2 separate regions of the Homo sapiens genome follow, and region 1 is linked to region 2. A link is an interaction called in ENCODE POLR2A ChIA-PET data of the cell type or tissue named here. Cell type or tissue: PC-9. All regions are shown on one strand. Each heading gives the region's core, and the rest is flanking DNA. Links, peaks and the distances in the headings are about the cores only.

The links. ChIA-PET counts read pairs that join two places held together with the same protein. Peaks named below come from ENCODE experiments on the same cell type or tissue, not always from the same donor. Only the 100,000 strongest peaks of a DNase experiment are listed, where the experiment ranks them.
Region 1: POLR2A ChIA-PET joins it to region 2 with 10 read pairs; 7 of 35 experiments call an interaction of 5 or more read pairs at or near these places.

The regions. Positions count from the first base shown.
Region 1 is chr12:12,771,755-12,787,124 of GRCh38, reverse strand. It overlaps APOLD1 (apolipoprotein L domain containing 1), which reads right to left and starts at 1,466. Exons shown (of 2, transcript NM_030817.3): 1 at 1,431-1,466; 2 at 1-216. The coding sequence starts at 1,433. RefSeq lists silencers at 1-49, 80-179. In PC-9, for the core only: no CTCF peak of the experiment used is centred there; DNase peaks (open chromatin) are centred at 7,394 and 10,644; H3K27ac peaks cover 1,482 bases.
Region 2 is chr12:12,973,767-12,989,136 of GRCh38, reverse strand. HEBP1 (heme binding protein 1) reads left to right here. Exons shown (of 4, transcript NM_015987.5): 3 at 1,805-1,985; 4 at 13,658-14,267. The coding sequence ends at 13,829. It overlaps GPRC5D-AS1 (GPRC5D and HEBP1 antisense RNA 1), which reads right to left. Exons shown (of 3, transcript NR_149067.1): 2 at 9,515-9,613. Among named protein-coding and RNA genes, the nearest start is that of HEBP1, 19 kb to the left of the region's middle. In PC-9, for the core only: CTCF peaks have their summits at 5,280 and 5,479 (motif pointing right); DNase peaks (open chromatin) are centred at 9,196 and 12,566; H3K27ac peaks cover 1,796 bases.

The DNA.
Region 1 (15,370 bases), core at 2,892-10,891, 200 kb after region 2:
CCCCACGATGGCGGCGAGGGCGCCCGTTGCGCTCAGCGAGCTGCCGGCCACGTTGGCTACGAGGGAGCGCCTGCGCAGGCGCTCCAGGCGCCGGGCCACCTCGCGCAGGCGCAGCACCTGGCCGTGCAGCCGGCCTCGGCGGTCCAGCAGCAGTCCCTGGAAGCGCCGCAGCGCGTCGGGCCCATGCGGCTCCCGGGCCGCCGGCCTCTCCATTCCCTGCGGGGACATAGACACGCGGTCAGCCTGGAGTCTCCGTGCCAGCCGCCGCTCCCGCCCTGCTGCCCGGACGCCAGCGGGAACTTGGCACGAGTTCAGCGGAGCAGCCACTGCCACGCTAGGGGAACGGGTCTGTTTCCAGTGGATCATGAGACGAGTTCTCAAAGACCTGTTCTGGAATCCGGGGGGAGCCACACAAGTTCTCAGGACCTTATCTCTGCATATGGAAATAGGAATAATGCTATCTTCTGCTTCTCTCCCAGGGAACGTTAACGATGGGCTTCATCAGCTATGTGTTAAATAAGATTTAAACTGGGAGGGGCGTGGTATTAGAAGGCTTCTCCAGTACTGAGGCCTTTGCTCTACTTAAGATAACACTTTGTAAGTGGTGGGTTGTACAGTTTACAAAGCCCTTTCATCATGTGAAAATTGGATCCTAGGAGTTTTGCAACACACTTTTCTCTCTCTCTAATGAATGAAAAAGACTTCACCAAAACCTCAAAAATCGTATTTTCTACCAAGCAGAAGAAACATCTAAGTTAGATGCTTGCCTGAAGCAACTCTTCTGCTTGTGATTCTTCCAGGCTCTTTTCTTAGAATCAAGCCTAAAATGAGATTTGCACTGTTTATTCTAACTAGGGCTCCTTGGATCTTCAGAAACATCAGTCTTTGCTGGGTGCTTGATTTAAACTAAGTCACATTAAATTAATACCATTATGTCTCTTTGTTATGAAAGTTTTCTTTTAAAAATGAGTAATGGTTGAATAAAATAAAGTGGCCAAAATTTTTGTTCAACAACTTCTACCACGTTGAAGCCAACTGAAGATGACTGACAAAGATACGAACAAGTTGTACATCTTGGGGGAAAAGTATATTCATCCTAGTTGCAGATTCCCACCTTCATGTCCACTGTACTCTTCATTATTAGGAACTTCTTAAAAGTGGCAAATGAGCCATAGAAATAGAGCATTTCAAAACTGAGCTATCAGGGCAGAAATCATTCTCATCTGGAAGAATTGCCTGCATCAGACATCAGATTCTAGAAGCAGCTGATTCTTCACAGAGCCCAGTCTAGAATCCTCATCTCCTTATTCACAGGACTTAATTTTACTTCCATGCTTCCATAATCCAACCCACCAGGGATAATTTTCCAGGTGAAAAGAGAAAATGAGAAAAAGTCATCCCGAATATATGCCTCAGGGTTCCCCACTTACCATTCACTTCTGTCTGCCTCCAGGAAAGTAAAATCTGAGGCTGTTTCTGGATGAGTGTGCTTTATAGTTCCAGAGAACCAATGGCTGCCCTGGGAAAGCCTTGTCTCATTCTGAGAATTTGCCATTTCCTGTCATGACCCCTGCTGCCTTCATCTAGAAGGACGTGACATGGTGGAAAATGACCTGCCAGCACAGCACATCCCGTATTTAGGAAACGAACATTGTGTGTTCGCTTTCCCCTGAACGCAGGAAGAGAACCACAGGCTCTTCCCTAACTTGAAACAAGTGTGTTGTCATTCTCCCAGTGGGATACCCTGCCTTTCCTGAGAATAGCTAATGACGCGATAGAGAAGGCCTTCAAACGCACCCCAGGCTGACCAATTATAGTGTTTCTTGAGGCCACCATTACAAAATCATATTTTAAAAGAAAAGGGAGGGGGTGGAAAACCCTCATATCTGACATAGCCGCTCATACTCCACTGCTGTATTTTTAAAAGCGTTGTGAATCTGTGAGTGGCTGGAGCCTGGGATCATTTGGCATGCAGCGGGTACCCTGCAGTCCTAAGAATGCAAGGCCACACCCACAGGAAGTGCTGCGTGCAGTTTTGGGCATCTCCAGCTGTGGAGAAGACATTGGCGGTCTCAGAAAGGGCACACTCCAGGTCACATGCATCAGAAAAATCAGTGGGGTCAGGCTGCATGAGGAGCTAATTGTACACTTTCAACCACAATAGGGCATTGGCTTCCCAGGTTTTCATTTGAAGTAGCAATTGTAGCCCATGTGATAGGGAAATGAGTGGATTCTGTCTACAGGGTCATGAGGCATGGGCTGAAGGGCAATTATTTTGATAATTCAGCACAGAAAAGTGAATGTAGCTTCTGTGGACTTGCTGCAGACCAGACCAGATGGAACATAGATATCTCTGGGGCATTCAGAGGTGGTTGGAGCTCAGCCTAGGAATTCAGTCCTACTACATGTCCCCAAATCCATCCATCGTCCTTCTAACCCTCTCCTCCAGATAAGGAGGGCCAAATTCGTTTCTCACTTGAATAAGGATTATCTCAACTCTCTGGCTTACCTGGAAAGCCTTAACAGCCGTATCATTCTGGAACATGATTAAATCCCCCACCTTTATGACTATACTTTGTATTTATCAACACAGTATAACAACAGTAGCAACAGAAAGGACAACCATAGTCCTTTCAAACTTGATTATTCTAGATTTGGTCCACTTCCAAATATTCTTGTTACAGCTCCTCAAAGGATAGCTGTAACCTCAATCTAGATGCCTCCAGTGTGTCCTTTTGAGGTTAGAAGTGGAAGAATATCCTCCTCTATCTCCATAGACATGGTCACTCCAAATGGGATGTGGGCCAGCGCGAATTGGGGAGGTAGACAAGAGGGAACATACCACTGATTCTTCAGCTGACACATGTTCCTCTAACTTCCCTGGACATCATCCTGTGTGTTTTGGGTTTAGAGGAACACAATTAAATCTTTATTTTATAGATGAGGAATATTGCTGGGATACAGGGTCTTCCTCAGAGCATCAATATCATAGTACAGAGGTGGGATGAAGAACCAGAAGGTAGAGGAAAATAGACAGCGTGTATACTGACCTCAGCCCATATCTTGGAATTTGTTTTTCTCTGTGTTGAAAGCCCATTTTCTTTGTATTTGCCTCTTTATGGAGGCAAAAAAAATTGAGTTAATTGACAGTTTGGGCTAAAGTTTTACTGCCCATAAAAACCTGGTACTTTGGCCAGTCATGGTGGCCCATGCCTATAATCCCAGCACTTTGGGAGGCAGAGGAGGGAGGGTCGCTTGAAGTCAGGAGTTCGAGACCAGCCTGGTTGACATAATGAGACCCCATCTTTACAAAAAATTTAAAAATTGGCCGGGCATAGTGACTCACACCTGTAGTCCTAGCTATTCAGGACGCTGAGGCAGGAGGATCACTTGCACCCAGGAGGTCAAGGCTGCAGTGAGCTATAATGGTACCACTGCAACACAGCCTGGATGATAGAGACCTTGTCTCAAAAAAAAAGCAAAAAAAAAAAAAACAAAAAAAAACCAACTGGGGCCGGGTGCAGTGGCTCACCCCTGTAATCCCAGCACTTTGGGAGGCTAAGGCTGGTGGATCACCTGAGGTCAGGAGTTCGAGACCAGCCTGACCAACATGGTAAGACCCCGTCTCTACTAAAAATACAAAAAAAACAGCTGTGTGTGGTGGCGTGCTCCTGTAGTCCCAGCTACTCAGGAGACTGAGGCAGGAGGATCACTTGAACCTGGGAGGCAGCAGTTGCAGTGAGCCGAGATCACACCGCTGCACTCCAGCCTGGGTAACGGAGTAAAACTCTGTCTCCAAAAACAAACAAACAAACAAACAAAAAACCCAACTGGTACTTCACCTTGTTTATAAGAACTGACACTTGAACTTAGCGATTCAATTCAGCATTTGTTTACTTTTATTTATTTATTTATTTTTGAGACGGCGTCTCAGTCTGTCGCCCAGGCTAGAGTACAGTGGCATGATCTCAGCTCACTGCAATCTCCGCCTCCCAGATTCAAGCAATTCTCCTGCCTCAGCCTCCCGAGAAGCTGGGATTACAGGCGTGCACCACTACACCTGGCTAATTTTTGTATTTTTAGTAGAGACGGGGTTTCGCCATGTTGGACAGGCTGGTCTCGAACTCCTGACCCCGGGTGATCCACCTGCCCCAGCCTCCCAAAGTGCTGGGATTACAGGCATGAGCCACCATGCCCAGCCAGCATTTGTTTAATTTCATATAGTAAAGACACAATAACAAATTTTAGGAACAAATGAAGGCATTTTGTTCAAAAGTTCTGTGTGGTCAGTTTCCACAAAAAAAAATCTGTGGACCACATCCTCAGACTTCTCTTTTAAATTGTTTGTTGGGCACTTCCAACACATCACCCTAGAGAGACTACACTGAAAATGGTAGTTGGCCTTCAAACTAGCCTTCAGATCTGTTCAACTCTTTTTTTGTTTTGTTTTGTTTTGTTGAGGCAGGGTCTCACTCTGTCACTCAAGTGGGAGTGCAATGGCACCATCACGCCTCACCGCAGCCTTGACCTCCTGAGATCAAGCAATCCTCCTGCCTTATTTTTTGACTTTTTGTAGAGACAAGTTGTCACTGTGTTAAACTCTTGATGCAGCTGAACCGCGGCATTAGCTGTACTAGTTTGAATTCTGAGTCCTCGAACCATGAGGAAATTCAGTGTAGGAAGGACGAGAAAGAGCTTTTTAAGCATAGGAATCTTCAGGCCCCAGCCCTGGAGAGTCTAATTCAAGAGGTCTGGAGTGGGATCTGGGAGAATACAGGTGATTCCTACCTGCAGCCAGGTTTGTGAACCACTGCTCTAGGAACTGGTAGTGTTTGTTTGTTTGTTTGTTTGTTTGTTTGTTTGTTTGAGACGGAGTCTTGCTCTGTTGCCCAGGCTGGAGTGCAGTGGTGCGATCTCGGCTCACTGCAGCCTCCGCCTTCCAGGTTCAAACGATTCTCCTGCCTCAGCCTCCCAAGTAGCTGGGATTACAGGCACGCACCACCATGCCCAGCTAATTTTTGTATCTTTAGTATAGATGGGGTTTCACATTGTTGGCCAAACTGGTCTCAAACTCCTGACCTCAGGTGATCTGCCCACCTCGGCCTCCCAAAGTGCTAGGATTACAGGCGTGAGCCACCATGGCCAGCCAGAACTGGTAGTTTTCTGACCACCAGTTACATGGCAGCAGAAACAGTAAGTCTAGCGGAAAGGACTATGTTAGGAGGTGTTTATACAGTTATCAACAACCCATTTGCTTTAGGCCCCTACTTAAAACTATTACATTTTAAAGATAAAGTATGCCGGGCGCGGTGGCTCACGCCTGTAATCCCAGCACTTTGGGAGGCCGAGGCAGGCAGATCATGAGGTCAGGAGGTCGAGACCATTCTGGCTAACATGGTGAAACCCCGTCTCTACCAAAAATACAAAAAATTAGCCGGGCATGGTGGCAGGCGCCTGTAGTCCCAGCTATTCGGGAGGCTGAGGCAGGAGAATGGCGTGAACTCGGGAGGTGGAGCTTGCAGTGAGCAGAGATCATGCCACTGCACTCCAGCCTGGGCGACAGAGCGAGACTCCGTCTCAAAAAAAAAAAAAAAAAAAGATAAAGTGATAATTACGCTCAAGGCCTTTCAGAGGACTGGGCCACCTCCATTTTTTGAGACTCTCAGTTATTTTATTTTTTATTTTTTTGAGACGGAGTTTCGCTCTTGTTGCCTAGGCAATGACGCGATCTCAGCCTACTGCAACCTCCGCCTCCCAGGTTCAAGCAATTCTCCTGTCTCAGCCTCCCAAGTAGCTGGGATTACAAGTGCCTGCCACCACCCCTGGCTAATTTTTTGTATTTTTAGTAGAGACGGGGTTTCATCATGTTGGCCAGGCTGGTCTTGAACTCCTGACCTCAGGTGATCCACACGCCTCGGCCTCCCAAAGTGCTGGAATTATAGGTGTGAGCCACAGTGCCTAGCCTCTCAGTTGATTTTTAAAAATGAAGAAATTCTATAATGGAATATAAAAAATTGTGGCTTATTTCTTTTAATTGCAATGTAATATATCTTATGTCAGTATTTTGCTATTCACAATATAGTCACAGGATTTATAAAATATTAATTCATAGTGCACCAAGTGGAAAAGTGGCACAAGTTTAAAGTTATGTGATGATGACTTTTTCCTTTTAATACTTAACTGTATATCTCAGTGACTAAATATAGGACCTCTTTTGGAGACATCAAAAATATAAAATTCAGGCCGGGCATGGTGACCCTGCAATCCCAGCACTTTGGGAGGCTGAGGTGGAAGAATCACTTGAGCCCAGGAATACAATACCAGCCTGGGCAACATGGCAAAACCCCATCTCTACAAAAACTACAAAAATTAGCTGTGTGTGGTGGCCTGTGCCTGCAGTCCCAGCTACTGGGAAGGTGGAGGTGGGAGGATCGCTTGAGCCCCGGAGGCAGAGGTTGCAGTGAGCCAAGATTGCTCCACTGCACTCCAGCCTGGGTGGCAGAGCCAGACTCTGTATCAAAATAAATAAATAAATAAAATTGAAATAAAAAATAAAATTGAGACAACTTGTAAATGTGAGGTTTAGTCCAAAGGTCTTGCAGACTTTCCTTTGTCATCTGTTCTAATATGTACATTCACCAAAATAAAAATAAATTCGGCCAGGCACAGTGGCTTATGCCTGTAATCCCAGCACTTCGGGAGGCTGAGGCAGGCGCCTCGGTGGTGTGTGCCTGTAGTCCCAGCTACTTGGTACTTGGGAGGCTAAGCTGGGAGGATGGTTTGAGCCTGGGAGGTGAGGCTGCAGTGAGCCGAGATCACACCACTGCACTCCAGCCTGGGCAATAGAGCCAGACATTGTCTCAAAAAAAAAAAAAGCAAATTAAAATAATAACACATATTCACCTGAGGATTTTTGCCCATGATTTCTTTGAATTTCCCCAGAATGTAAGTGCTCTAGAACATAGTCAAGCTCTCATAGTTGCTTGTTGAATTTAACTAAAGAAAAATGCTTTGTTCACTTAAAGAAATATCATTATTTTATAACAATTTTATAAGAATTTAACATAAAATTTTCTCTTGGACTATACAGCTTGGTATAACTTAGAATACTTATTCTGCAGAAGACCTCTAGGATATCTATATTGCATGGAATCTCAAGTATTATTGTCAAAAATTCATGGAACTGCACAGGAAAATAAAGACTCAACAAGTACTGCACTCCAGCCATTTTCATTCCTCCAAATTAGCCTCCAATCTTTGTTAATGTACACACACATCCTTAATCACTAGTGTTTAAACACTAGCCTGTGTTCTTTTTTCTACTTAACGTTCCTGCAGATAGATACACACTTGTCTATGTTGACATAGTCCTCACCTCTGTCATTTTTTAATAGCTATGTAATAATCCCATTGTTTGCTTAGTCATTTCCCTGTTAGACACTTGGATTGCTTCCAGGTTTTTCACTGTTATAACTAGAGTTGCCAGGACATCTGTGTACATTTTTTTTCCTTTGGATTATTTCTTTGAGGAGTATTCACAAACGGGAAAATACCAAGTCAAGGAGAATGACCATCTTCATCGTTTTTGTTATATAGTGCTATATTGCTTTCCAGAAGAACCCATTTATAATGCCACCAGCTTTTGTAAGAATAGAGGCAGAAGGCTTTCAGAATTTGCTTATATTAATGTTTAATTTGTTCGATTTCAGCTCCACTAATGTGTATTGAACACCTACTGTGTGCCAGACATCAGGCTAGAGTCTGGGGACCAAAAGCTAAATAAGATATAGTCCCTGCCCTCCAGGAGACGGCAAATCTATTGGAAGAGAAAAAGACAGAATATATCATTTAAATTTAAGGTGGGGAAGTGCCGGGGTGTGTGCTGGTACCAAGAAAGCACAGGGCAAATACATGCCCAGGAAGTACTAGGGAAGACTTTCTGGGAGCACTGATATTGAGCTGAATCTTGAGAGTCAAACAGAAGTTATTTGGACAAAAATTAGGAGAGAGAGGAGGGCAGTCTGGACAAAGGAACAGAATGGACAAAGGAATGGAGGAGTGTCCAGGGTGTTTAGTGTTGCTGAACATAAAGTGGGAAGCAGGGAAGGCCAAAGGATGAGGCTTAAGGGGTAGGTAGAAGACAAGTCATGACAGCTTTCCAGTGCCATGTGGGAAAGAGGGAGCCATTGAAGGCTTTCATCTGTGGCCTTACAAGGTTAATTTGACATTGTTGTGTGACAGTTGTGTGAAGGATGGTTCTCAGAGGTACACAACTAAAGCCAGGAGACAGTTAGAAGGTTATTGAAGTAGTTGACAGAGATTATCTCAGATTTGGCTAATGTTGGTAGGATGCAATGGAGTGGATAAAGTACAGAATATGTTTTGGAAGCAAAATTGACTAATCATTCCTAAGGCTGCTCAGACAGGGTAGCCATCACATCCACTGGCATTCTATTGGCCAATCAAGTTGTGGCCAACCCAACATTAAAGGGGTAGGAGCTAGGCACACTGGCTGGCTCCTGTAATCCCAGCACTTTGGGGGGCCGAGGCAGGAGGATTGCTTGAGCCCAGGAGTTTGAGATCAGCCTGGGCAACACAGTGAGAACCCATCTCTATAAAAAAAAAAAGAAATTAAAAATTAGCCACACGAGGAGGTGTGCACCTGTAGTTTCAGCTACTTGGGAGGCTGAGGTGGGAGGAGTGCTTGAGCCTAGGAGGGCGAGGCTGCAGTGAGCCATGGTCACACCATTGCACTCCAGCCTGGGCAACAGACTGAGACCCTGTCTCAAAAATGTAAAATAAAATAAGCAAAAAGATAGAGAGGTATATGCCTCCCACAGGGAGAAGCAAGCAGAAGAAATGTAAACCATCAGATCATTGTCAGGATGCTTTCCTGGCCAAGTACAGTGGCTCACACCTGTAATCCCAGCACTTTGGGAGTCCAAGGCTGGCGGACTGCTTGAGCTCAGTTTAAGACCAGCCTGGGGAACATGGCAAAACCTTGTCTCCACAAAAAAATAAAAAATAAAAAAAATAGCCAGGTGTGGTTGTGCACCCCTGTGGTCCCAGCTATTCAGGAGCCTGAGGTGGGAGGATCGCTTCAGCCCCAGGAGGCAGAGGTTGCAGTGAGCCGAGACTGCACCACTGCATTCCAGCCTGGGTGATAGAGTGAGACCCTGTCTCAAAAAACAACAACAACAAAAAAAAAAAAAAAAAAAAAAAAAAAAAAAAAAAACACCTTTCCTTGTAGAGAAGATATTTCCAGGTGAACTGTGACACCATCATCCACCTCCTATACCCTCTTCCTCTTCAGTTTGTTCTTTGGAATTGCCGTCTCCATCTGGATACACAGGTTGAGACGTTGAATTTCCCTAATGCAAAAATCTGAAATCTGAAATGCTGCAGTGAGCATTTCCTTTGAGCGTCACACTGGTGCTCAGTAAGTTTTGGATTTTAGAGTGATGCTCAAAGGAAATGCTCACTGGAACATTTCGGATTTCAGATTTTTTAATTAGGGATGCTCAATTGGTAAACATATAATGCAAATATTCTAAAATCCTGCCAAAATTGAAATCCAAATCACTTCTAGTCCCAAACCTTTTGGTTAAGGAATACTCAACTTGTAGTAAAAATCTCGCTCTGGCTAATATAAGCGAATTATTGCTATGAGACTGAGGGAACACATACTTGAACATGGGAAAGGACCATGGAGTTCTAAAGAACCAAGAAACTGAAAGGACATCAGTCGTTTTGTAATTGGAACAGCCTGTGTGATGAAACTGACCAACCACTCTTTCCTTTTGTCCTTGTATCAGTTTAAGAATCAAAGTTCCAGGAGTGACCACTGGGTTGGCTGAGCTTAGGTCAAGTGCCCATCTACTGTCTGCACTGGGCAGGGAGAAGAGGGGTGAATGGCCTTCAGCTTTCAAGTGGGAGATGGTAAAAGAACTTGACCTTCCCACCCACATTACATATATACTCAGGGAGAAGTTTCACACTAGGAAATTACAATGGGATTGCTATGTCAGGGAAAGGGAAACTGATGGTTAGATAAAACTAAAAAGAAAATATCCACAATAAACATTTTAGCCTAATTTGACCCACCTGGAGTTTATTATATACAGTGCATAGCGGGTGCTAATTCTTCTTCAGATGAATATAATTTTGATCATTTTTTATTTAAAAAATACACTTTTCTATAGATGTGTTATTGCTGGCTAGTCTTATATTGATTTGTTACCATTGTTAATATCTACTTCTAGGAAATCTATTCCACTAAACAGTTTACCTGTTTTTAATTCAATATAATATGATTTTGAATGTTACTGCTTCATAATCCGATTTTTTATTTTTAAAGGGAGACTCAACCTTCATTGCTTTTTGCTGAGGGAAAAAGGCATGTATCTTTGCTAATCTTACTTGCTTTTCTTTTGGACATATCTGATGCTGGGAACTCTTTAACTGTCCCAGGCTTCCTAATGTGTGCAGTTTAAAGTTTGCTCCGCTTCCTCCTCCACAGGTGTGCGCACCTGCACAGAACACCTGGGATCCTGTGGGTGAAACCTACACTATATCATTAATATAGAATCGTTTGCCCCATGGGCCCTATTACGAAATATCTAGTTTACCACATGCCTTTTCTTCTGGTGCCAGAAAGACTGCAGCTGAGTCCACATCCCTCCAGTAGCCATAAAGATTCTCTTATCTTCCAGGATACTGGGAAACAATTACCTTTGTCTGGCCCTTTCTCAGGCTTAGTCATTATCTTCCGAGTTCTCAGACATCTACAACAGTATTGCAGCCTGGATTATAACACCTGCTTGTTTTGTATCTACAGAGGCATCATAAATCTTAAGCTTTCCCTTAGCTTTTAGACTATTTGAATGGTTTAATTTGTAATATGCCTGTTATAGGTGAGAGAATGTTGGATACTTGTTTTCTTTTCTAACTTTGTTTAAAGTCTATTTTTAGTAGAATTCAGTCGGTTCACATTAAGCAATATGATGAAGCAAGGGGTGTATCTTCTAACACCCTGAAAGTTGGTCATTATTATTCTCCTTATTTGCTTTTATTAATTTAGTTTTGTTTGTTTGTTGTGTTTTTTTTTTTTTTTTTTTTTTTGAGACTGGGTCTCACCCTGTCACCCAAGCTGGAGTGCAGTGGCATGATCATAGCTCACTGTAACTTTGAACTCCTAGGCTCAAGCAATCCTCTCACCTCAGCCTCCTGGGTAGCTGGGACTGCAGGTGCACACCCCCACACCCAGCTAATTAAAGAAAGAAAATTTTGTAGTAATGAAGTCTCACTATGTTGCCTAAGCTGGTCATGAACTCCTGGTCTCAAGCAATCCTCTCGCCTTGGTCTCCAAAAGTGCTGGGATTACAGGCATAAGCCATTGTACCCAATCGTTTTTTAAAAAATGTAGTTTCTATGGTGAGTTTTCAACTCTATTTGCTCTTGAATTAGGTAAGAAAATGATTTTATGTAATCTATTTTCCTCTCCAAACTTGCTTTGTTAGACTATTTTTTAGAGCAGTTTTAGATTTGCAACAAAATTGAGTGGAACATACAGAGACACCCCGTGCTCCCTGCCCTCACACATGCATAACTTCTCCCATTATTGCCAGTGCCCACAGAGCAGTACCTATGTTACAATTCATGAACCTACATTGGCCCAAAGTCTGCAGTTTACATTAGGGTTCCTTATTGGTATTGTACGCTCTGTGGGTTTGAAAAATGTTTAATGACATGTATCCACCATTACTGTCTCATACAGAGTAGTTTACCTGCCCTGGAAATCCTCTGCACCTCGCCTGTTCATCCCTCCCTCCCTCCTAACCCCTGGCAACCACTGATCTTTGATCACTGTCTTCATAGTTTTATCTTTTCCAGAATGTCATTAGTTGGAATCACAGCATGTAGCCTTTTCAGATTGGCTTCTTTCATTTACAGACATGCACTTAAATTTCCTCCACATCTTTTCGTGACTTGATAGCTCATCTCTCTTTGGCACTGAATAATGTCCCATTGTCTGGATATGCCACCATTTATTCACTCAGCTACTGAAGAACATCTTGGTTGCTTCTGATGTTTGGCAATCACAAATAAAGCTGTGGTAAGCATCTGTGTGTAGCTTTTTGTGTGGACATAAGTTTTCAATTCCTTTGGGTAAATACCAAGGCACATGACTGCTGGATCTTATGACGAGAGTATGTTTAGTTTTGTAAGAAACTGCCAAACTGTCTTCCAAACTCATCATACCATTTCAAATTCCCACCAGAAATGAAGGAGAGTTTCTGCTGCTCCACATCCTCATCAGGGAATTTAGTATCGTCAGTTCTAGATTTTGGCCATTCTAATCAATATGTAATGGTACCTCATTGCTGTTGTGATTTGCATTCCCTGATGACATATGATTTGGGACGTCTTTTCATATATTTATTTACCACCAATATCTTCTTTGGTGAGGTGCCTGTTAAGGTCATTGGCCCATTTTTTGTTCAGGTTCCTTGTTTTCTTTCTTTTCTTTTCTTTACTTTTCTTTTCTTTCTTTTTTTTTTTTTTTTTTTTTTTTTTTTGGAGTTAGAGTCTCGCTGTGTCACCCAGGCCAGAGTGCAGCAGTGTGATCTTAGCTCACTGCAACCTCTGCCTTCTGGGTTCAAGCCATTCTCCTGCCTCAGCCTCCCGAGTAGCTGGGATTACAAGCACACACCACCATACCCAGATAATTTTTGTAGTTTTTGGTAGAGACGGGGTTTCACCATGTTGGCCAGGCTGGTCTCAAACTCCTGACCCAAAGTGATTCACCCTCTTCGGCCTCCCAAAGTGCTAGGATTACAGGTATGAGCCACCACACCCGTCCAGGTTCTTTTTCTTCTTATTGTTGAGTTTTAAGAGTTCTTTGTATATTTTGGATAACAGTCCTTTATCAAATATGTCTTTTGCAAATATTTTCTTCCAGTCTGTGGCTTGCCTTTTCATTCAATTCACAGTGTCTTTTGCAGAGTAACATTTTTTAATTTTAATAAAGTCCAGTTTACCAATTCTTTCTTTCATGGATTGTGCCTTTGATGTTGTATCTGAAAAGTAATCACCAAGTCCAGGGTCATCTAGATTTTTTTCCTGTTATCTTCTAGGAATTTTATAGTTTTATGTTTTACTCTTAGGTCTGTGACCCATTTTAGGTTGATTTTTGTGAAGAGTGTAAGATCTGTGTCTAGACTCATTTTTTTCTGCATGTGGATGTCAGGTTTCCAGCACCATTTGTTGAAAGACTATCTTTGCGCCATTGTCTTGCTTTTGCTCCTTTGTCAAAGGTCAATTGTCTATATTTATGTGGGTTCACTTTGGGGCTCTCCATTCTATTCTATCGGTCTGTTTTTCTAGTCTTTCACCAATACCACACTGTCTTGATTATTGTAGCTTTATAGGAAGTATTAAGTCGGGAAGAGGTTCATTGATTTTATTAATCATTTCAAAGAACCAGATTTTGATTTCCTATTTTTAATTTCATTGATTTCTCCTCTGATTTTTATAATCTTTTCTCCTACTTTTCATTTATTTATTTAACAGACACGGTCTGTCACCTAGGCTGGAGTACAGTGATGCAATCATAGCTCACTGTAACCTCAAACTCTTGGGTTCAAGTGATTCTCCCACTTCAGCCTCCTAGGTAGCTGGACTACAGGCATACACCATCATGCCTGGTTAATTTTTTAATTTATTTGTAGAGACTAAGTCTCACTATGTTGCCCACCCTGGTTCTTGAACTCCTGGCCTCAAGCAATCTTCCCACTTCACCCTCCCAAAGTGCTGGGATTACAGGTGTGAGACACCATAACTGGCCACTTCTACTTAGTTTAGACTTAATTTGTTCTTCTTTTTCTAGATTCCTAAGGTGGAAGCTTAGATTATTGATTTTTAGATCTTTCTTCTTTTCAAATATACGCATTCAATGCTACAAAAATTTCCCTGTAAGCACTGCTTTTACTGCATCCCACAAATTTGGTAAGTTGTGTTTTTCATATAATTTTTTTTTCTTTTTTAGAGACAGGATATCACTCTGATGCTCAGGCTGGAGTGCAGTGGTGCGATCATAACTTACTATAACCTCGAACTCCTGGGCTCAAGTGATCCTCCCACCTCAGCCTCTCGAGTAGCACTACAGGAGTGCACCACCATGCCTGGCTTTCATTTTCATTTAGTTTAAAATATTTTAATTTTCTCTTGAGAAGAATAAACAAATAAAATTGTATTGTTCAATCTCCAAGTATATTGGGATTTTCCAACTACCTTTCTGTTATTAATATCTAGTTTAATTTCATTGTGGTCTGAGAGTAGACATTACATTATTTTCATTCTTTTAAATGTTGTTAAGTTGTATTTTATAGCCCAGAATGTGGTCTATGTGGGTAAATGTTTTATATGACTTTGAGAAGAACATGTAACCTGCTACTGTTTAATAAAGTCATCTATAGATGTCAATTACATCCAGTTGATTGATGGTGGTGTTGAGTTCAACTATGCCCTACTGATTTTCTGCCTACTGGATCTGTCCGTTCCTGAGAGAGGGATGTTGAAGTCTCCAGTTATAATAGTGGATTCATTTATTTATCCTTCCAGTTCTGTCAGTTTTTGCTTCACAAATTTTGACACTCCGTTGTTAGGTGCATACACTGGGTAAAGGATTGTTATGTCTTCTTGGAGAATTGACCCCTTTATCACTATGTAATGTCCCTCTTTCTTCCCACTTTCCTTGCTCTGAAGTCTGTTCTGTCTGACATAAGCATAGCTAATTCTGCTTTCTTTTGATTAGTGTTGTCAGGGTGTATCTTTCTCTACCCGTTTATATGTGTCTTTATATTTAAAGTGGGTTTCTTATATACAACATATAGTTGGGTCTTGTTTTTTGATCCAGTCTGACAATCTCTTTCTTTTAACTGGTGAATTTAGACCACTGACATTCAAAGTGATTGTTAATACGGTTTGGTTAACATCTACTATATTTTTTATTGTTTTCTATTTGTTGTTCTTGTTCTTTGTTCTTATTTTTATCTTTCACTCTTTTTCTCTTTTGCCTTTTGTTGTTACAATTGAGCGTTTCATATAAATTATTTTTTTCTCATTTTTTAGCATATCAGTTATGCTTCTTTTTTTTCTAACCTTTTTAAATGATTGCCCCAGAGTTTGCAATATACATTTACAATGAATCTGAGTCACTTTTGAATATGCCATACCACTTCACAGTTAGTGTGAGTACCTTATAATAAAGAAATAATCCTAATTTCTCTCTCACATCTTTTGTATCATTGTGGTCATTTGTTTCACTTATACATAAATATACATAGCTATATATATGCAATATATAATC
Region 2 (15,370 bases), core at 4,647-12,646:
GTGAACAAGCAGTTTATTGCAGGAATGTGGGGAAACCACTCTGATATCAGCCCAGTCTGTCCCTCACTTGAAGGCATCCCTGCTCAATATCTCCAAGTTCCTGCTTCACTCCCAGGTGTGGGACCATAGGCTCTATTTTTTTTTTAACCCTGCAGTGCTTATTATGTCTTTGGATTGGTTGACTAGGTGGCGTGTGCCCACAGTAAGCTGAGCTACAGCACAACGCAAGGCCAGCATCAGGCTGGAGATCCCCAGAGTCAGCCCCTGGTAGCTCAGATTCTGCTGGGTCCTGAGGCTCAGTGAGCAGTGAGGTTCCAGACCCTGTCTGGCAAATGAAGGGTCTGAGAATTCTTGGGCCATCCTGCTCTTAAAAACTTGGCAGTTCATGCTGGCCACCTCTCTACTTTTAAAATGATAAGCCTGAAGTCTCATGAAAGGTGTACCTGTTAGATGTAAACCATATTTAAAAATGAGTTTGACTCGTGAGAAGCCCTCTAATTTGGGTAGCATTTTGGAATCACTGCAAAACAAAAATGGGTCAGAAAGCAAGAGGAAAAAAAAGAGATGTGTTTAATTTTTAGGATATTTCTCAAGCTGATAATTTAGAGAGCTAAAAACGTGTGTTAGCCTTAGTAACATTTACTAGGAGCTGCTCTGTCTATTGAGTAACCATTCTTTTATTCCTTTACTTACTTAAAAAACTTGCTTTAAAAAAAAAATTTACTAGGACTAAAGTAGTCAGGCTTTGGAAGATACGTTAACCTGTAGGAGGTCAGGAAGAAATCTTTTCCTTCTTAACACTGTCTTAACATTTTTTTAAATGAAAATATGTATGAGAATTATAAAACTCACTAAAGAAAACCTTTAAAATAACAAAACAGTATTCCCTAATTCCCCCATTCAATACAATCAATGTTGTCTTTTGAATGTATTTTTTAGGGCTTTTTAATGTAATCTTAGTGTTCCTATAATTACATATCCTGCTTCTGTTAGTTATTATTTCATAATTATTTTCCACTAGTACCAGAGTCTTCTTAAGCATAATTCCTAGCTACATTATATTGTATCATGTGTCTGTAATTTACACAGACATATTCCTGTTTTGAACAGAATTTATAATTCTGCTGTAATGAATATCTTACTACCTATAGCCTTTTCCATATTTTAGATTGATGTTTTAAATAGGCAGTAATTAAATACTGGCTAGGCATGGTGGCTCACACCTGTAATCCCAGCACTTTGGGAGGCCAAGATGGGCAAATCACTTGAGGTAGGAGTTTAAGACGAGCCTGGCCAACATGGCAAAACCCCATCTCTACTAAAAATACAAAAATAAGCTGGGTGTGGTGGCGCACACCTGTAATCCCATCTACTCAGAAGGCTGAGGCACAAGAATCGCTTGAACCCAGGAACCCAGGAGGCAGAGTTTACAGTAAGCCGAGATCATGCCACTGCACTCCAGCCTGGGCAACAGAGCAAGACTGTCGGAAGAAAGAAAGAAAGAGAGAGAGAGAGAGAGAGAGAAAGAGAGAGAGAGAGAGAGAGAAAGAGACTGATAATCTACAGTCTTGATATATATTGCCAAATCATTTTTTAGAGTTGTACCACTATACTCCTACCAACAGCGTATACAAATAACAGGTGTTCATGTATTTCTGTATTTTTAACACTTGAAATGTTCATTGTTAATTTCAAGAACAAAAACATACCACTTTGAAAGACGAATGGAACTAATGTGTCTTCCACAGCCCTGAGCAAGCTCTGTCTCTGATCCCTGCCTCACTCTGTGCTTTTGTGTTTTCAGGAATTGGGATGGGGATGACAGTCCCTATTTCCTTTGCTGTGTTCCCCAATGAAGATGGCTCTCTGCAGAAGAAATTAAAAGTCTGGTTCCGGATTCCAAACCAATTTCAAAGCGACCCACCAGCTCCCAGTGACAAAAGCGTTAAGATTGAGGAACGGGAAGGCATCACTGTCTATTCCATGTAAGGAGACAATCCTTCAGGCATCCATGGGTGGCGCTTGATTCCCGTACCACTCCTTGCATCACCTCTGGCAAGCATTCGCGTCAAATTTTTATGGTTGCTGAATTAATTTAAGTAGGAAATGCTGAATCCTAACAGTTTCTCATTTTAATTTCTTCAGGCTGCAGCACACACACATTTGCATTTTATCAGAATAAATGCCTTGGCCAGTTGCCAAATTGATGGGACGAGCTTAAGCTTTGCTTAAGCTTACAGTGAATGTCTACATTAGCCATAGCAGGGTTCTAGGAGACTCAGCAAATATCTTAAGTCAAGCCATGGTCTGGATTCGTGGACACATGGGAAGCATAAAGGGCTGAGGAATACCTGATTTCTACCCCACACTCCCTTTGAATGCCAGAGAGCAGGGAGCATTTGCTAGAGCTGGGCTTCCATCCTCCTTGTTGTTCCTGGATGGTAGTCCTTTGAGCAGAGCACACATCTATTCTCTTGTCATCCTGGTCCTGTTTCCAGGACTTCATGTGGGGTCATTTTCCCTTGACTGTAGAGAATAGCAGGTGCAAATGGTTACTAGTTTCTATCCCTTGTGCTCCAAACTGCCCTCAGAAACCAAGTCTTCTAGATCATTGATGACTCCTCACATTTGTTAAAACACTCCCATGTGACAGGCACCAAACCAGGCTCAGGGAAAGACCAGGATCTTCACCAGAAGTAATCATAGGTGGTTTGGCTCCGCTCAGGAGCAACCTCATGAAAAATTCACATACATATAATATTGCACTGGACTGAGTATTGGTCCACTTCAGGGACCTCCAAACTTGGCTGCCCTGCTGCAACCCTGAACCTGATGGTGGGACCATTTTCCCCGGAGCTGTGTCAATGTTCTGAGAATGTGAGTTTCACCGCTGTGTGTAGTCCTAGGCCAGGTGACTGCAGGGCCCTCCAGAGGACAGTGAATGTAATGCAGCTGGGAGCTAGCACCGGAGCCTCAGCTCCTGTGCTTGTCCTGCAGTCCTCATTCAGACTTCCCAGCTTCCCTTCAGAGGGTGTGGAGAAAGCAAATTAACTTAACAATATCTTTTCCTAGGGTGGAGATGCACCTTGGGTGCAGCATTTAAGGAAGCACTCACTCTCACAGCTGTCCAAGTGCAGGATGGGGACTGAGAGTGAGCGCCTCCTTAAATCTTGTGCCCTGGGTTAGATGTCTGCTTGTCTTTTCCATTCTATTTCCTGTGTTTGGGAAGCAGCAGGTATAATAAAATGAACTTGTATTTTATTTGAATTCCAGCTCTACTGCTTACTAGCAGAATGATGCTTGGGAAGTTAGCCACTTTAAGACTTAGCTTTTGCATTTGTTAAGTGCTGATAATATAACCTCCTATATATGATGTGTGTGTGTGTGCATGTAATGTAACCTTATAGGATTATTGTTAAATATCTTTCAGTATTTACTAAGATACTATTTATGTATTACCTAATGTTTATGACCTGAAGCAGGTTTTGGCAATTACCCCTTCTGTCTGTTCATTCTTATTTCATAAGGAATGAGATAGACATGATTGAATCAGTTCACATTAAGACTTCAAGCAGATGGGGCTAGTTTCTGATCATTTGTTTTACCAGACCCTGAGTAATGAGTGGATATAATTTTTTTTTCTTTTGTCTTTAACTTTTTAGTATGGGAATTTTCAAACTTATAGAAAGGTAGAAGCATATAAGATCATGAAATCATATGTGCCCATCCCCTACCTACAGCAACGATCAGCTCAAGGCCAATTCTGTGTCATGTGTATCTTCACAGCATTCACCCAGCCCTACCCTGGATTATTTTTAGGCAAATTCCAGACATTATATTATTTCATTCATAAATATTTCAGGTAATTACTGAAGATTTTTTTAAAATATAATCACAATACCTTTTTTCTGAAATTTCAATAGTACTTCATTAATTTATAATATAAAATATTCAATGCTCAGATTTCCCCCATTACTTTTTTTTTTTTTCCAACGGAGTCTCTCTCTGTTGCCCAGGCTGGAGTGCAGTGGTGCGATCTTGGCTCACTGCAACCTCTGCTGCCTGGGTTCAAGCAATTCTCCTGCCTCAGCCTCCCAAGTAGCTGGGAGTACAGGAACCTGCCACTGTGCCTAATATTTGTAGTTTTTTAGTAGAGACAGGGTTTCACCATCTTGGCCAGGCTGGTCTTGAACTCCTGACCTTGTGATCCACCTGCCTCGGCCTCCCAAAGTGCTGGGATTACAGGCGTGAGCCACCACGCCTGGCCATCATTTGTTTTAATATTTTGTTAGAATCTGGATCCAAGTCAGATTTTGTAGTACTTTCTTTTTGTTGTTGTTGTTAAGAGACAAGGCCTTGCTCTGTTGCCCAGGCTGCAGTGCAGTGGTGTGATCATAGCTCACTGCAGCCTCAAACTCCTGGGCTCAGGTAATCCTCCCACCTCAGCCTCTCAAGTAGCTGGTACTACAGTTGCACACAACCACACCTGGCTGATGGTACATTTTTAAGCTTTTATTAATCTGTGAATTTCTTTACCAACACAACTTTACATTCTTCCTTTCCATCTGTGGATCATTTGTCTTCTTATTATCTGTACTGGATTTTGCTGATTATATTTCCGTGACATTTTACCACATCCCTCTGAGCCCCGTATTGCCTGTAAATTAGTAGTTGAAACTAAAGACTAGATCAGATTCAAGTTTTTGAAGTTTTGGTGAGAATATTTCCTACGTGGTGGTGTTTACTTCCTTCAGGGGCCCACAGTGTCTGATTGTCCCTGATTGAGTGATGTTGGTGACCATAGTTCATCATTGCCTAGATGTCTTGTTCCATTAGAGGCCATAAAACGATAATGTTCTCTGTTTCTCCTTCTTCTTTTATTACCTGCAATATTTCAGTAAAGAGAAACTTCCCCTCGTTTACTATTTGGCTTCCTTTATTTCATATAGAAAAAGCCAGATACATGCTTACTTGATACCTTCTCTTTATTTACCAGTTTTCAGAATGATAATTTCATTCTGTAACATCCTCAAGGTAAAGTGGTCTGCATCTTCGTTTTTTGAGTGTAATTATAAACATATGAATTTAAACATATTTGATACGTTTCAGTTTGTTACAGATATTATTCTTATTGATGCTCTAATTGCCCCACTGTTGGCCAGCGGGAGCCTCTTCAAGTTGGTTTGTTGGTCCTTTTGACACAGCTCCAGTAGTCGTTGATGGCTCCCTGGCTTGCTGGTATAATGAGATGTTTTGAGCACATCTTAGCATTTCTTGCCCTAGAGCTAGAATTAGCCATTTCTCTAAGGAACGCTGGTTTCTTATGGTGGGAAGGGGTATACGGGTACTATCAAAGGCAGGTCGGTGACCATTTCCTTTTAATTCTCTGAAATCTAAACAGCTGAAAGTGCCAAATGTGGTGTCTAGCCTGGCTCCATGGAATTTTTAACACGGAGTTCTCACACAGCATATGATCATTCCTCAACTCGCCACTTGATGTCACTGCATAGTCAAATGAGCATTCAAAATTACCCTGCAGTGGTTTGTGTTATTTCTGATTCTGTTGAAAGCAATGTTAATGAGATGGTAGAAGGCAAATGTACTACTTCAAATGCAAAAGTACTCTATCAAATAATGCAGTGAGTGCATTCAATGACAAAATTAATTCTAAAATGAAAGCCTGGCGTCCTTCATTCAGTCTTCCTTCTTTATGACCTTGTGAAGAGATGTTTACAAAGGGATTATACATTTATTAGCATCGTTAATTACCGGTGCTTTTAGATGAATAGAATGCTGTGAAAAAAAATAGCACTATCAGAATATGTTTAGTATTCACAAGAGGCAATAGAATTATCCTCACACTTAGACCAGCAGCAACATTCCAGACTACTGTCCTTTCTCTATGCACTTAAGTTAGAGTTTGGCCTTTTCAGCTCATTTCAGCACCAGGTTCTCAATAGGGACCAACAGCAGGAGAAGTTTGATGGTCTTAATGAAACTTTCACGGTTTAAATGAAATGTCTAGATATAAAGGAAAAAGTTGGAAACCAGGAGTTTATTTTCAGGGTAACCTATGCTCCAACCCAGTTCATCATTCAGTGGCCATAGGACCTTTGGTATATTGCCAGCCTCACTGTACCTCAGTTTCCTCATCTGTAAGATGGGCATGAGTACCTAGCTTTTATGGTGTTGTGAGGATAAAATATGATAATACCTGTAAATACCTACTCAATCCTAGACATGAGGTAGACACTCAGTAAATGTTAGCCTATTCTCCTCCTCCTAACTTCACCTCCCTTTGAGAATTTGATCAAGTTTTATTAGAATTAACAATAAAAAAGTCAAAGTTACTGCAGATACACTTGGGTTAGAACCTCAGCTCCAATAATTATGAATTTTGTAACTTGCAGCAAGTTGTTTAATCTTTCTGAGCCTCAGTTTTCTCATCTATAAAATAAGATTTCTAAGGCATGATTGCAAAGGCCGGTTTCATTGTGCATTTGAAAGAACTTTGTCAGCTGTCAGCACCTAGGTTGCTGATGTCATTTTTCCCTCTAAATGACCAGGCCCCAATGGAGGCCATTGGCAGCTTGGGAAGTTCCGCCTAGAGAAAGAGAAGTTTGGAAGAAAGAGCTCAACTGCTAAACTCTTAGGGGGTTCCCACATTACCACTTAGGAGATTTACAGACCAGTGTTTGCCCATGTTCCTAGATAATTCAACCCTGTTTGTAACCACAGGAAGTTGGGACCAAGGGTTTTCAGTCTTAGCACCCTGCTTTGCCCCCTCACTTTGATTAAAAGGGGCCTTGTCCAGCCGTTCTATTGAAAATAGCACCCTGTCCTTTTCTGTCCTCTTATCCAGCTTTATTTTGCTTTGCTTCACTTATAATCAATTGCATTATATATCTCTATCTGCTCATTTATTTATTGCCCTCTCCCCACTAGAATGCAAGCTTCCCAAGGGCAGGGCCTTTGGCTAGAATATAACAAGTGTTCAATAAGAAGCTGTTGAATTGGCCATCACAGTGGCTGACATCTGTAATTCTAGTACTTTGGGAGGCCAAGGCAGGTGGATCACCTGAGCTTAGGAGTTCGAGACCAGCCTGGGCAACATAATGAGACCCCGTCTCTAAATAAAAAACAAAAACAAGTTGGTGAATGGATACATGAACAAAAGAGCTTCATCCTTGCCTCTCCTGTGCTTCTCTCTCTCTGCTCTGTCCCATAAAGATCTTGGTCCCCATCATAGCTTCAGCTGTCACCAGTGTGTTGGTAACTTTCCAGCCTAACCTCTGTCTGTCTCCCCTGAATGTCTTGCCATCCCATCAGACTCAGCATGGAGCCTGAGACAATGTGATTTACCCACTCGTTCATTCCTTCATTCAAAAGATAGTGGATTTCTTGTTCACTTACTCTGTACCAGGAACTATTTTAGGTGTCTAACAGTAAAATGGACGTCATGAGGTAATGTCCTTGCCCCTGGAAGAATTCAAGTGCCATCTGGATAGATGGGTGACACTTATGCCATGTGACATTTGCACTAGGTGGGAAGTTTGGTTTGATTTGACAAACATTTATTAAATATCTCTAATATTTAAGCCACCTCATGTCCAAAAGCCTTGCCAATGATAAGATTCTGTGTCTCAGCCTAATTAATCACCATTTTCTCTCCCCCTGATAGCTGTCAGTTATCCCGTAAGTCTTTTATAAACTCCCACCAGGCAAGGGCTTCAGGCTGTTTCTCTGTAGATGATGCCCGGGTCAACACGTCTCATGCTGCCTTCTCTCCTAAGCACCAGCCTTATATTTCCAGCTCCCAGGAGGCATCACCACCTCAAGTATCTCCCAAATCAGCATGTCCAAAACACAACGCAGATTTCCACGCAAAATCAGATCCCTTTCTGTGTTCTCTGTCTTAGTGATGGTCCCCTCCCTCCTCCTACCCACCCTGTTCCAATGTCATTCTGACTCCTTCACTTCTGCATCTAATTATTGGCTCATCCTGGTCAGCTCCCAGCTGTCCCTTCCTTCCCTTCCATCTACACAGGTCTTCATCATCTCTTGCACAAATGATTGCCATGGTATTGGCTTCCAGCTCTCCCATTTCTGACCCTTCTAAAGTGTCCTTTTATCACCACCTGCCTAAGGCACAGGACTGATCACATCGCCTGTCTTTGCTCAGAAACTGAGCCTCCCCAGAGGCTGCTCAGCTCTGGTTGGGGGCCTCAGGCCCATCCAACCAGATGTTGGGGTTTGAACAAAAGCCCAGTTAGTAATGAGATGCTTCATTTCCACTAGGAGAGGGTGGATCAACTTTGGGTGCCAAATGTTTGACCAGGCAGTAAAGCCTAGTAAAAATGCCCTGTGATGGCACTGACCACCCTCCACACATAGCACCACTCCCATGTCAACCTGATCTCAGAGCGTCCCACCCACCACCACCCAACATGCCTCCCACCCCAGACACAACATCCACTTCCAGACCTTTGCTCATATGTCCCCAGCTCCTCTCAACCCTCCACAGCCTCTGTTTGTTGGAAGCTCTGTGAGGACAGAAGGTTGTCATACTATTCATTGCCAGCATCAAGAAGAGATATTGTATTTCCAAACAAGGTCACATACACAAAAAAAGTAGAGATGCTCAATAAATGCTTAATATCACCTCTTTCTTAATACCTTCCCTTCATGTTCTAAGTCAGAACCCATCATTCGCTATTCCTCACCCCCAGAACATTCTGGATGTACCTTCCACCTTCATTCCAGCATTTCCTTCCAGCCAGCATAATCTTTGCATGTGTTTCTCTCCTGACCACACTTAGAGCTCTCGAGGGTAGAAAGACATCTTTATCATCCTTACAGCTCTTATGGTGTCTGGCTTGCATTTTGTGCTCAGTGATGTTCAACTCAATAAGCACAGGTCCAGCCTGGTTGAATGAAACGCTTATTGTGTGAAGCCTCTCTTCCTGTTGCAGTGAGGCTGTCAGTTCCTGGTCTGATACTTCTTTTGCCTAGCACAGGGCTGCATGCATAGCAGACCGTACACCAGTGTGTGCTGATCCATTGATGTTAAAGTTTCGAAGTTGAATGGTCAAGCTCAGAGTCATTCTTCCTCCCTGCATGCCTGCACCAGACACTCCCTAAAAAATAACACATTATGATTTTTTGCTTCCTTGGACGAAAGCCCCACTTCCCTCCACTAGCCTTCACTATTGCTTGTGTCATCTTTCCCCTTTCTAACTCTTCCAGACCTTTTGAGTCAGCTCCTGTTGTGTTTCTGGAATCAGGGGTGTGTGTATGTTTGAGATTCCTCAGTTCCCATGGTAACCAAATTCTTTATTCAGAATACTGAGCTCTGACATTGGGTGAGATAAAACACTGCCCTGGAGGAGAGCTTCTTTCAAGATGAGGCGTTTATAGATAAAGACGTATTCACAGGCTTACAAAGATAATGTATAGACTTCACGTTTCTTTCTTTTAGGGGCTCAAAGCACTTTATGAGCATTTCTTAACTCACCTTCAAGTGCGCGCAGGAATTCGGAGAGCAGTGGGCCCACTGTTATTGTGCTCCATGTCCAGATTGGAAGCTGAGGCACGAACCAATGAGGCAAAGTGTCTGTGAACACAAGCAGAGTCAGCCAGAGCTAGGCTCCCTTCATACACCAGGGGATTCCGGGTAGGGTTCAGTTTCTGGCTTGTTTGTGCAGTTCTGTGATGGGAGTCAGTGTGGTTGGTTAAATTAGCAGAGAGGAGAACTCATGTATCTGTTCCCATAGCCCACCCAGTTTGTTTGTTTTCCAGTAAAAGGATTCTACGATGAAGCAATAGGGAAAATTTTATCTGCATTACCAGCATTTCAGTCTGCCTGGGAATAAATGTAAAGAATTGGGGGTTTTCCCGGAGTGAATTTTAGGACTCCCTGAGTGATGACATTCTCCATCTCACTCTCTGCTGGGTTTCCTTCTGCTTCTCAGCCCCTTCTCACTGTCCTTTGACCGGTCCTCTTTCTTCACCCACCATTTAGATATTAGGATTCTAAGGAGCAAGCTTCTGGCCTGCTGTTTGCACAACATCTCTACCACATGTCACTTCTTACCATGATTATAGCCAGTACCTACCCACTGGGCACTCCCAAGTTTCTGTCACTAGATCCTTCTCCTTCCCAAATTGGTATCTCTGACTCCAGTTCTGTCCCAAGTCTAAGGAGATTTTTACATGGTCAGACACACATTTAGATAATAATTGTTGCATGAATGTATTTCACAGAGGGCCCTTAATATTCATATGCCCCCCAAACTAAATCATGAACACCCCTACAGCTGCCCCTCCTGCCTAATGTTACTCTTCAGCCTTTAATCCCTATTCTGGTTAGCGGCATCTTCTTCTACCCAGAGGCTTAACTGGAAGCCCTGGAGAATCCTCTCTTCCTTCCTCTCTCTTACCTCCCTCCACATACAGGTACCTCTCAAATCTGCCTTTCTCCCACCTTCATCATCTCACACTTGGCTGTTCCTGGGCTCCGGTGGCCCCACATCTCTCAACCCCTTGCCATTTCCCCTGTCCCTCCACTGCCAGCAGAGGGATCCTTCCAAAGCACAATTGGATCGTGCCAGTCCTCTACTTTAAAACCCTTTCCAGGCCGGGCGTGGTGGCTCACACCTGTAATCCCAGCACTTTAGGAGGCTGAGGCGGGTGGATCACCTGAGGTCAGGAGTTTGAGACCAGCCTGGCCAATACGGCAAAACCCCATCTGTACTAAAAATACAAAAATTAGCTGGGCGTGTGCCTGTAGTCCCAGCTACTCGGGAAGCTAAGGCAGGAGAATCACTTGAACCTGGGAGGCAGAGGTTGCAATGAGCCGAGATTGCGCCACTGCACTTCAGCCTGGGTAATAGAGTGAGACTCTGTCTCAAAAAAAAAAAAAAAAAAAAAAAAAAAAACCCTTTCGTAGGTCTACCTGTGCATATAGGATGAGGTTCAAACTCTTTAGCATGGCATTCAAGGCCTTCGCATCTGGCTGCAGTGGATCCACTTCTCCTGTTTCAGTTCCCACCACTGTCCCCTCAGATGTTTATTATGTGAATGAGTGAGTGAAACTTATGTAACCACTTCACTCACTAGGTCCTAAGTGCTGTCATCTTTAGCTCTGTCAGGCTGAAGACATCACTTTCATTGTTTAGCCCAGAATTGTTCATTTAACCAAGGGGTCCAACATATTCAGGCACTGTGTTAGGTGCTCAGTGTACATCAGTGACCAAAAAATAACAAAAATCCTGCCATTGTGCAGCCTATATTCTATCAGAGGACACAAACCATAAACAATAAACTTAATGAGTAAATTATATAGTATGTTAAAAGGTGATAAGTGCTGTTAAAAAAGAAAGAAAGAAAAAGTAAAACATAGGAAGAAGATTGGGATGGGGTTAAAGAATGGGGTTTACAAGGTAACAAAGCATTTTAAGAATAGGCCTAATTGAGAAAGTGAGAATTGTTCATTGAGCCAGTTCATAATATTACTATGGTTTTTTTTAGTTGTATTTTGTGTTTTTGTTTTGGAGACAGGATCTCACTATGTTGTCCAGGCTGGAATGCAGTGGCTATTCACAGATGTGATCATAGCACAGTGCAGCCTCAACTCCTGGCCTTGATCAGTCCTCCTGCCTCAGCCTCCCAAGTAGCTGGGACCACAGGCATGCACCACAACACTCAGCTACATGGTATTTCGTTAGATTACCATCATGTCCCTCACCCTGGAGTCAGGGAATTAAAAGGCTCTTCTGAGCAAACTGCCAAGTAACAATAATAGCTACTGTTTGTTGTGAGCTTACTACGTGACAGGCTCTGCGCTGAGCAGTTTGCATAGTCTTTTCTCCTTTAATCTTTACAGTAGCCTTCGAAGATTGATGTTATCACTATCCCTATTTTACCAGTGAAAAACCTGAAGATTTGAGAAATTTTAGAATTAGCTTAAGACCTAGAAAGGGCAGCACTAGGATTTGAGCACACACTAGCCATTTTGCCTCTAACTGATGAAGGAAGACATTTGAGGAGCACTCCTTTGGAGCTTTCCAAAATCAGTATTTAAAGAGCCAACATTGTCCCTTTTCCTAGAGAACAGTTCAGTGTCACAGCACAAGTAGGGGGTGCAGAGAGCACTCAACACCTGCTTCCACCTCCAGCACTTGATTCATTTCAGACAAATGGTTCTCCAACTAAAGACATGGTTCATAAAAAACTCCAGTGTCTTACAGGCTCTTATTGCCTGAAAAAAGTCTTTCCTGGATGTTCATTGTCTGTCTACTAACCCAGTTTCCTCTCATTTGAACCTCAATGAAGCTAGAGCCCAACTTTCTTCATCTCCCTTATAATCTCTTCAATATATTTGAAGAATCAAGCCTCTGCTATTCAAAATTGGTCTCAGTTTCATCCATGTTCTGTAGCTGTTGTCTAGACATTGGAACAACCAATCCATTACAGAAAACATCCTGGGTGTTCACATCAGTGATGCTGCAATCCACATGCTGAATGCTTGTCCAGCATGACTAACCACTTGTAAAAGAGCAAAGCATGATTCAGAGGACTCCACCAAAAATAATGCATTATTTGGCCTAATCTTGGCCTGGTGCAAATTCAGACTTTTGAGTCATACAGCTCATTAGAAATCGGGATGTACTTGACTCTAATAAAAATTTTAGTGCAACCCAGATTTAGAGTGGTATATTTAGGCTAGGCTACAAGACAAATTTTGGAACAGAAGCACATGACGTAAGGGAGAGAATAATAATCTTGAAAAGAAAGGCTTTATTGCTTCTCTGTCCCCAATTTCTGCCATCAAAAGAAATACCAGATTTAGGAACAGTCTCTTTCCTTACTAGAAAAAGAAGGCTTTCATGATTTGAGCAGAAGAAAGGATTTATGAGAAGTGATTTCTTTATTTGGGGCATGTTTAAAGCTTGTGTGGGGCCCTCCCAAGTCTTCCTTGGGTCTTTGCCTTTGTTAGCTCTGAGATTTTTACTTTTTTAGTTTTGGTTTTTGGTTTGTTTTTTTTTTTTTTTTTTTTTTGACACAGGGTCTTGTGTTGCCCAGGCTAGCCTAGCTCTGTTTTTAAATGAAGCTGCTACAAGTCACTGCTGTGATGAACTCAGTCACTAGAGCTGCTCTGCTGTGGAAGGGGCATTAGCCACCATACTCACTGCAGCTCTGCCCGAAGTCCCCTGTAGACTTCCTCCTTCCAGAGGTGGTGACAGAGCAGCAGAAAAGAGGTACAGCCGGGCAGTAGAGGGAGCCAGAGAAAAGGGTGAAGGCTTGGCCTTTGGGAAAGCAAACCTGCTGTCCCCTTGGGTATTTCAGGAAAGAAAGGGAGGCTCACGTTTATACTCAGCTACTGTTTCAGGCCCCGCATTAGAGTTTTTCACGTCCATTACTGCTTTTAACACTCAAAACTCTAGAGGAAAAAGAAAATATATCTCCTTTTTCAGATGAGGAAACTGAGGCTCAGAGAGGTAAAATCAACCCATCTAGGAAGTGGTGACTCAGTCCCCAGTCTTACCACTCTAGCATGCTTGTCATAATAAACATGGTGAGTGACTTTTTTCTAAAGATCCCCCCTCTCTCAGAGGTCATGTCCTTTCGTAACCAGCCCTTGCTCTTGAACCCCCAGGCAGTTTGGTGGTTATGCCAAGGAAGCAGACTACGTAGCACAAGCCACCCGTCTGCGTGCTGCCCTGGAGGGCACAGCCACCTACCGGGGGGACATCTACTTCTGCACGGGTTATGACCCTCCCATGAAGCCCTACGGACGGCGCAATGAGATCTGGCTGTTGAAGACATGAGTGACCCACTGAACCAAGAACTTACTGGAAGTGTGCCTCTGTGTCTCCTTCCTCGGGGGTAAGGAGGGGACAGTGCTTCCCAAGTTCCAGCTGCAAGTCCAACTTAACCAACTTTCCTTCAAAGTCAGTTACTGCCAATTTTCTGAAAAAAGCATGTTCCATATACTAAGTCTCTTTTCTCACAGTAGGAAATAATACAGCCAAGATATGCAGCATCCTTCTCATTGATGTAGAAAATTCTGCGATAGACCAGAAAAATCCTGGCAGCTTTTCTCCAGGCATCTGGGTCACTAAAAACTGATTTTCTAAAATTATTGGATTTGTATTTTGTTATTAAGGGGGAAAATGTGATTTGTGCCTGATCTTTCATCTGTGATTCTTATAAGAGCTTTGTCTTCAGAAAAACTAAAAATAAAAGGCATTGACTTAAACAGCTGAGACAAATCATAAGTGTAATTATTTCCAAGGTTCTACAGTCCTGAAGGTAATATAGGTATGAGTACTATTGATGGTGTTTACCATTGCAGGAACCCTATATTTAGAGCTCCCAAGTCCTTCCGAATATAAACGCAAAGATACCAGGACACACACCATCCCTAAACTAGACATTTCCCATGACTGTTATGTAGCACTCTGTGATTATAAGTTGAGGATTTTGTTTGCAGCTGTGGTCTGCGAAGGGTTCCAGGAGTCACAAGAGCAGACCAAGAAGAAAAATCATTGCACTATGGTGCACAGACTACCCTGGAGACAGGAGATTTTCCAGGAGGATTGGTTTAGGGGGATGAGATGAGAAGCAGCTGGGGTCCAGTTTCATTAACTGAAGAGGATAGGAAGGAAAGAAAAGGTGCAGTTTGGCCTGCAGAGAAGGACACAGATGCAAGGCTGTGAGCAGGAAGCCGGATGGCAGCTGAGCTGGAGCAGAGCCCGTGAGTGAGCAGGGGAGGATGAAGCTCTCAGTGGGCCCCAGGGCATGTAGGAGGTACTCTGATCCTCATAGTGCATCAGGGCCCCACGCTCTCAGCAGCCCTCCCTACGACAGCTGGACAGGTTTTCAGGGAGAAACCCACCTTAGCACCCACCCACACCCCATTTGCTGTTTCTATAGGAAACAGAAAAATGAGCTTTAATCCTCACCATGAAGAGTTCTTACTGGACATAAAGTGGGGTTTCCTAAGGAGAGGAACAAGAGCTATATGTCATCATCTTTCCTGGAGTCCTTTCAGCAGTCTTCTGAGGGATGGGCCATGACCATTTCTGAAGATCCAGGGTGAAAACCGTCAGCCACCCAGCCTTGACTATCAGACACCATGCCAAGCACTTTGCATGCACTGCCCCACTTATTCCATGGGCAACTCTGTGAGAAAGGTACTGCTGTTCCCACACACAGGTGAGGAAGCTGAGGATTCCACAGGCTCCCACACTTGAGAAGCCTTGGAGCCAAGACAAAAGTGCAGCCACACAGGCCTTATTACATGTCAAGGAGTTTAAGTTTTGTTTTAAGAAAACTGAAAAGTGCATGGGCAGCTTTGAGCAGGAAC